2 separate regions of the Homo sapiens genome follow, and region 1 is linked to region 2. Evidence: read pairs that join two places in POLR2A ChIA-PET (ENCODE). Cell type or tissue: PC-9. All regions are shown on one strand. Region 1 overlaps SCNN1A (sodium channel epithelial 1 subunit alpha). Region 2 holds the start of LPAR5 (lysophosphatidic acid receptor 5).

Evidence for each region. ChIA-PET counts read pairs that join two places held together with the same protein. Peaks named below come from ENCODE experiments on the same cell type or tissue, not always from the same donor. Only the 100,000 strongest peaks of a DNase experiment are listed, where the experiment ranks them.
Region 1: POLR2A ChIA-PET joins it to region 2 with 7 read pairs; 2 of 35 experiments call an interaction of 5 or more read pairs at or near these places.

Annotation. Positions count from the first base shown.
Region 1 is chr12:6,350,586-6,354,585 of GRCh38, reverse strand. SCNN1A (sodium channel epithelial 1 subunit alpha) reads left to right here. Exons shown (of 13, transcript NM_001038.6): 8 at 31-148. It overlaps LOC107984500 (a long non-coding RNA gene), which reads right to left. Exons shown (of 4, transcript XR_007063191.1): 2 at 1,746-1,857; 3 at 1,392-1,488. Among named protein-coding and RNA genes, the nearest start is that of TNFRSF1A, 11 kb to the right of the region's middle. In PC-9, no CTCF peak of the experiment used is centred here; no DNase peak of the experiment used is centred here; H3K27ac peaks cover 579 bases.
Region 2 is chr12:6,633,949-6,637,948 of GRCh38, reverse strand. It overlaps LPAR5 (lysophosphatidic acid receptor 5), which reads left to right and starts at 1,990. Exons shown (of 2, transcript NM_020400.6): 1 at 1,990-2,042. In PC-9, no CTCF peak of the experiment used is centred here; a DNase peak (open chromatin) is centred at 1,798; H3K4me3 peaks cover 1,395 bases; H3K27ac peaks cover 1,206 bases.

The DNA.
Region 1 (4,000 bases), 280 kb after region 2:
CCCTCTCCTCTCCACCCTCCTCCCTTCCAGGTGTGTATTCACTCCTGCTTCCAGGAGAGCATGATCAAGGAGTGTGGCTGTGCCTACATCTTCTATCCGCGGCCCCAGAACGTGGAGTACTGTGACTACAGAAAGCACAGTTCCTGGGGTGAGACTCCAGGGAGCCCCCACCCTGCCCCACTGACCCCAGTACTCACTGAGGCACTTTTTCCTCTCAGTCCCCTGTTTGTGGGGATGACTTCTGGCTCCCACCTGCTGGGATGAATCCTTCCTTGCTCTTGTTTTTCAGCCTTTAGTCTCTGCCTCTGTCAGTTTCCCTCTCCCTCAGTCTCTCTCTCTTTTTTTCTATTTTTTTGAAATGGAGTCTCGCTCTGTCACCCAGGCTGGAGAGCAGTGGCGCGATCTCGGCTCACTGCAAGCTCCACCTCCCGGGTTCCCACCATTCTCCTGCCTCAGCCTCCTGAATAGCTGGGACTACAGGCACCCGCCACCACGCCCAGCTAATTTTTTGGTATTTTTAGTAGAGACGGGGTTTCACCCTGTTAGCCAGGATGGTCTCAATCTCCTGACCTCATGATCCACCCGCCTCGGCCTCCCTCTCTCTTCTATCTCTGTTCCTCCCTCTCAGTGTTGCAGTCTCTCTGTTTTGGCCTTTGTGTGTTTGTCAAGGAATTGTCCCATTTAAAAACAACCTGCAGGCCGGGCGCGGTGGCTCACGCCTGTAATCCCAGCACTTTGGGAGGCCACGGCGGGCGGATCACGAGGTCAGGAGATGGAGACCATCCTGGCTAACACGGTGAAACCCCGTCTCTACTAAAAATACAAAAAATTAGCCGGGCGAGGTGGCGGGCGCCTGTAGTCCCAGCTACGTGGGAGGCTGAGGCAGGAGAATGGTGTGGACCCGGGAGGCGGAGCCTGCAGTGAGCTGAGATCACGCCATTGCACTCCAGCCTGGGTGACAGCGAGACTCGGTCTCAAAAAAAAATAAATAAATAAAATAAATAAATAAAAATAAAAATAAAAACAACCTGCAGCAGAAGGAAGGAAGAGCACGTGAGAAAACCTCCAGCGGTTCCTCAATGGCTCCTAAGGTTTCAGTGCATGCTCTGCCCACAGCTTCCCTGCTCAGTGCCCAGGGCGCTTAGCTGGGCAGGCTCTGGAGGGGCTGGGTGGGGTACACAACACTTCCCTGGGGAGCAGGAAGAAAATATTAGAAGATACATGGGTCTGTCTCATTCCTTCACATTTTCCATCTTATGTGCTTTAGAATGGACATACTGTATCCATTCAATAGTAGAGGTATATAATTTATAAATCAAATACATGTATTGGACCTGTTTAAGATTTTTTTTTTAACTGAACAAGGGCACAATCAGTAAAGTTTGGAGCACCTTGGAATCTCCTCCTTATCCTGGTATAGGACTAGACAAATCTCTTTCCTTTTGACTACAGTTGAGTTGTTTGGCAGGGAAGTCGTGTGCCAGGAAGCTGAGAGAGAAAGAAAATCACAAAAAGAAAATATGTAAGCTGCAAGGGTTTGCATTCCTGGAGTTCATGCTCTTCCCTGGCACAGCTGGCCTGTTCCCCCTGCAGTTCCTCCTCCCAGGGCTCTCCCCTGGGCCCAGCTGTCCCACAGGGTGGGCGGAGGGCCATCACGGGAGGGGACATGGTAGTGGGCACTGGAGACACAGAGGCCCTCAAAGGCAGCGGATTGTCTCACCCCAGAGTTCAGCGTCCATCCCTACCTTGTTCCTGTCTGTGGTGACTTTTCCACTTCTGTCCTTCCCTGGGCTGGCTCCGCAGTTCTCTTCTGCCTGGACTTTCCAGTCGTGGCCTCCTGGTTCCTGTCTCTCTGACCTTAGAGGATTGTAGCACATCAGAACTGGGGGAAACCCAAAGGCCATCTGGCCTCATCTCCTGTCTCAGATGAGCAAATTAAGGTCCAGGGGGAGGATGTGACACGTCCCAGGGTATACAGAACTGGGATGGAGGAGATGCCACCTGTGATTTCTCCCTCCCCTCAAATAATTATTTCTACTTTGTGGGTTTGCACATCTGTGAGTGAAAAATAACAATATTGATTGCTGAGAAGTTGTGAGGATGAGAGAGGAAGTAAGGCTAAAAGCACAGTCTGTTGCATTTCCTAGGGCTTACTTCCCCGGAGAAGAGGGCCAGCTGCTTCCCCTTCTTCCTAAAGATCTCCAGCCCTGGTAGGGATTTGGGTCAGAAATGAAGAAGGACTTCAGACTGAGGAACTAAAAGTAGCAATAATGACAAAATAACCTTACTTAGAATTTGGGAAATAGGGGAGGAGGTGAATCTACAGTTCCATTATTATTATTATTATTTTGGTAATAGCTTTATTGAGATAATTTATATCCCATACATTTCACTCATTTAAAGCATACAGCTTCATTTTAGTCAAATTTTAGTTTTAATTTTACGTTTTAAGTATAGTCCCAGAGTTGTGCAATCATCATATAATCAGTTTTGGAATATTTTTAGTGTTCCCAAAAGAAACCCTGTACTCACTCAAGCCAGGCACAGTGGTTCATGCCTGTAATCGCAGCACTTTGAGAGGCCAAGGTGGGCAGATCACTTGAGCCCAGGATTTCGACACCAGCCTGGGCAACGTGGCGAAACCCTGTCTTTACAAAAATTAGCTGGGCATGGTGGTGCACACCTGCAGACCCAGCCACTTGGGAGGCTGAGCTGGGAGAATCACCTGAGCCCAGGAGGTCAAGGCTGCAGTGAGCCATGATCAGGCCACTGCACTCCAGCCTGGGCAATGGAGTGAGACCCTGTCTCAGATAAATAAATAAATAAACCTTGTACTCATTAGCAAGTCCCAAGCTTCCCTCCCCTCCTCCACCACTGCCAGCCCTTGGGCAACCACGATTCTTTCTTTCTCTCTCTATGGATTTGCCTATTCTGAATCTTTTTTTTTTTTTTTCTTCTGGAGACAGAATCTCCCTCTGTCGCCCAGACTGGAGTGCAGTGGCGCGATCTTGGCTCACTGCTACCTCTGCCTCTCAGGTTCAAGCAATTCTCCTGTCTCAGCTTCCCGAGTACCTGGGACTACATACAGGCGCATGCTGCCAAGCCCAGCTAATTTTTGTATTTTTTAGTAGAGATGGGGTTTCACCATATTGGTCAGGCTGGTCTCAAACTCCTGACCTCAGGTGATCCGCCCACCTCAGCCCCCAAGTGCTGGGATTACAGGCATGAGCCACTGCGCCCGGCTATTCTGAATCTTTCATATAGATGGAATCTTAGAGTGTGTGACCCTCGTGTCTGCCTTATTTCACTTAGCATAATATTTTCAAGGTTCATCCGTATGGTAGCAATAGCAGTGCCTCATTCCTTTATATGGCTGAATAACAACACTCCCTTGTATGGATAGACCACACTTTGTTTACCCATTTATCAGTTAGTGGACATTTGTGTTGTTGCCACTTTTTGGTTATTGTGAATAATGCTGCTGTGAGCATTTGTGTACAAGTTTTTGTGTGGACGCATGTTTTCCATTTTCTTGGGTATATACCTAGGAATGGAATTGCTAGGTCATATGGTAATCTATGTTTAACCTTTTTTGAGGAGCTGCCAGGCTGTTTTCCGAAGTGACATCACCATTGTACATCCCTAGCAGCAGTATAAGAGGTTTTCAGTTTCTCCACATCCTGCCAGTTCTTGTTATTGTCTTTTTAAATTTTTATTTATTTATTTATTTATTTATTTATTATTTATTTTGAGAAGACTCTCACTCTGTTGCCCAGGCTGGAGTGCAGTGGCACGATCTTGGCAAACTACAACCTCCACCTCCTAGGTTCAAGCAATTATCCTGCCTCAGCCTCCCAAGTAGCTGGGATTACAGGTGTGCACCACCACACCCGACTAATTTTTGTATTTTCAGTAGAGACTGGATTTCACCATGTTGGCCAGGCTGGTCTCGAATTCCTGACCTCAGGTAATCCACCTGCCTCAGCCTCCCAAAGTGTTG
Region 2 (4,000 bases):
CTCAGGGAAGCAGCCATCTGCCAGGAGAAGCAGAAGACCTGAGAACCCAGGGAGGTGAACTGAGGAAGGCCAAGAAGGCTGGGGCCCTAGGGATGATGTGGGCATGTGGGCACCTGTCTTCATTTCTGAAGCCCTAAGCCCCGTGATGTCAGATGCGAGTGTAGTATTGTTCCTCTGTAGGATAAAGGCCAAAGCCTGATGAGATCTTTTCCAAAGGGACCAATCCTGGGGTATAGGGAGTGTGCACCTTGCACTTAATCAGGAAGGGAAAAACCAGGAACTATAGCCTAGATCAGGAAACCTTGGGGTTGTTTTTGTTGTTGTTGTTTTGTGTTTGAGACAGGGTCTCGCTCTGTCACCCAGGCTGGAGTGCAGTGGCATGATCACCACCCACTGCAGTCTTGACCTCCTGGGCTCCAGCCACACTCCTACCTCAGCCTCTCAGGTCCCTGTGACCACAGGAATGTGCCACTAAGCCTGGCTAATTTTTATATTTTTTTGTAGAGATGGGGTCCCTCCATGTTGCCCAGGTTGGTCTCGAACTCCTGGGCTCAAGCAATTTTCCCACCTCGGCCTCCCAAAGTGCTGGGATTACAGGAAGGAAACCCTTGGTGTACAGGAATTTGCCAGATGATCTGGATGTTTAAGTGGTTGCATCTTAACAACCTACATTGAGGTATGACTCCAGCATTGGCCTTTATTATTATTATTATTATTAGTGAGACGGAGTCTTGTTCTGTTGCCTGGGCTAGAGTGCAGTGGCACTATCTTGGCTCACTGCAACCTCCGCCTCCTGGGTTCACGTGATTCTCTTGCCTCAGCCTCCTAAGTAGCTGGGATTACAGGCGCACACCACCATGCCCGGCTAATTTTTTGTGTATTTTTAGTAGAGAAGGGGTTTCACTATGTTGGCCAGACTGGTCTTGAACTCCTGACCTCGTGATCTGCCCGCCTCGGCCTCCCAAAGTGTTGGGATTACAGGTGTGATCCACCGTGCCTGGCTCAGCATTGGCCTTTAATAAGTTGACATATCCCAAAGTATGTTCCAGGGACACTGTAGAGTCTCTCTCCCTTCTATAGGTTCGCAGTAATTAACAGCATTTTGTTAAAGCTTGCTTACTATGACAGTTCAAACATGCACAAAAATAGAAAAGTATAATGCACTGTCATGTACCCTTCACCCAGTTTCCATGATCAACACAAGGCCTATCATCTGACAGCATGTTAAGGCCCTCCGGAGCGCGGTAATAGAGAAACCTGTTTAACCTAGTGCTTCCCAAACTCATTTCACCACAATCCCTTTTCCACCTACCACCAAAAAACTTGAACTTGTTTTTATTTATTGAGCATGGACAACATGCCCAGCCCTGTGCCCACAGGGCCACTTGTCTCTGTGTTGTCTGGCCCGAGGACACAAGACAACGGGCTGAGGAGAAACAGACCTAAGCAAAGAGGAACCATCCAGCCTAGTGACTGCTCGATGCGGGAGCCAAGTGTGCTCAGTGGGAGGCAGGACCTAGCAGAGCACTGTCATGAAGAGGGCCCCGGGCAGGGTGGGGCACAAGCCACGAGTGGCATGGACTAAGCCACGAGTAGCATGGACTAAACCACCTGGCAGACCTAGGAAAGGAAGACAGACACCCAGGGGGAACCGGTGAGGACAGCGAGAGGCTGGTGGGTTAGTCATCTGGCATCAGACGGTGGGTGTGCCAGGAAGAGTTCCCAGACACAGCAGGAATATCTGAACGATGGGTGGGGGCAGTTCCTAGTCGGGGCTGGATTAAGTATCCTTAGCTGCTGGGGTTTCTTCTCTGGCCAGTCCGTGAAGGCCTCTGAGGGCAATGCTTCCTCTTCACTCTCTCCTTGGCCCGTGTGGGGTTGGGTGAGTGCACTGAGCTGGGAGGGATGGGCTGAGATCTGCTGAGGTGGGTGTGTCCCCTCCCGCCCTGGGAGCAGGTCCTACCAGCCCAGCCCAGCCCAGCCCAGCCCAGAGCAGGCAGCGGAAGCCAGCTTGGGGCAGCGCAGAGCAACACGGAGCACAGGTATGGGGGTGTCACGAATTGAACTGCACAGGGAGCACAAGGGGAGCACCCCCCTGTAGAAATGGGAGATTTGGGTGGGGGACAGAGAAGAGGGTGGGCATGGGCCCTGGAAAACCCTTCTGAACAGAGTAAAAAGCCGAAAGGAGCTGCCTCAAATAGACAGATCTTTTCAGATGGCGCTGGACAAACAGCTAACATGCCTGCTACACCTCGGGAGTGCTCCTCTTTGATGCTTGAAGCCCCCACTCTGGGGCATCTCGCAGAGGCTGTGTCCTCCCCCTCCCCCTCTAGGCCCCCACTGTGGAACTGAGCCTTGGGCCTCCCAGGGAGGGCCCTCTGGGGACTGTTTACACACTTTTTCCACTCGCAGTTAAACCTCAACCCCTACACCACACATCCCCCAGGGCCAGGCAGATGACAATGAGCTGATCTAATCAAACTTGCTAATGGGTTGACTGGCAGAGATGTGTTCTCAGTGTTATCCTTCCCAACTAGCCAAGGTGTACTGTAATGGGGTCTTCAGGAAGTGCTGCCTTAACCCAAAAGGTGCATCTATATAAGGGGATTAGACTGATGGTCTTTGATGTCCCTATGGCTCTGATAGATGGTGGCTTCAGGGGATGGAATTTTGGAGGTGGGGGACATATTCGGAGGTCAGCAGGGCTTTATGATACCTTCACATCACACCATGAGGATGGGGCCTACCTCTTCCCTGTGGTTGTGGGGCCCCCATGACAAGAAGGGGACCTCCACCAGATTGTATCTCCAGAACTACTCCTTTTTTTCTCTCTTCCTTCCTTCCTTTCTTTTTTTTTTTTTTGAGACAGAGTCTCCCTTTGTCACCCAGGCTGGAGTGCAGTGGCACGCTCTCAGCTCACTGCAACCTCCGCCTCCTGGGTTCAAGCAATTCTCTGCCTCAGCCTCCTGAGTAGCTGGGATTATAGGTACGCACCACCATGCCCGGCTAATTTTTGCATTTTTAGTAGAGACAGGGTTTTACCATCTTGGCCAGGCTGGTCTTGAACTCCTGACCTCATGATCCACCTGCCTCGGCCTCCCAAAGTGCTGGGATTACAGGCATAAGCCACGGTGCCCAGCCATTTTTTTTTTCAAGACAGGATCTCACTCTGTTGCCCAGGCTGGAGTGCAGTGGCATGAACATGGCTCACTGCAGCCTCAAACTCCTGGGTTCAAGCAATCCTCCCACTTCAGCCTCCCGAGTACCTGGGACTACAGGCAGGCACCACCATGCCCGGCTAATTTTTTTTTTTTTTGAGATGGGGTCTCGCTCTGTCGTCTAGGCTAAAGTGCAGTGGCATGATCTAGACTCACTGCAAACTCCGCCTCCTGGGTTCAAGCTATTATCCTGCCTCAGCCTCCAGAATAGCTGGAAATATAGGCTTGAGCCACCACAACCAGCTACTTTTTGTATTTTTTTTGGGTGTGTGTGTGTTTGTGTAGAGACAGGGTTTCACCATGTTGCCCAGGCTGGTCTTGAACTCGCGCTAAAGTGATCCATTCGCCTCTGCCTCCCAAAGTGCTGGGATTACAGGCGCGAGTCACACACTCGGCCTCTGTTAGTTTTTTGAAATTTTTTTGTAGAGCGGAGCGTGGTGGCTCACACCTGTAATCCCAGCACTTTGGGAGGCCAAGGCGGGCAGATCACAAGGTCAAGAGATCGAGACCATCCCAGGCAACATGGTGAAACCCCCGTCTCTACTGAAAAGACAAAAATTAGTTGGGCACGGTGGCACGCACCTATAGTCCCAGCTGCTCGGGAGGCTGAGGCAGGAGAATCCCTTGAACCCGGGAGGCGGAGGTTGCAGTGAGCTGAGATCACACCACTGCACTCAAGCCTGGCAACAGAGCGAGACTCTATCTCAAAAAAAAAATATTTTTTGTAGAGATGGGGTCCCACTATGCTGCCCAGGCTGGCAGAAATCCTCCTTTTAGGGTGA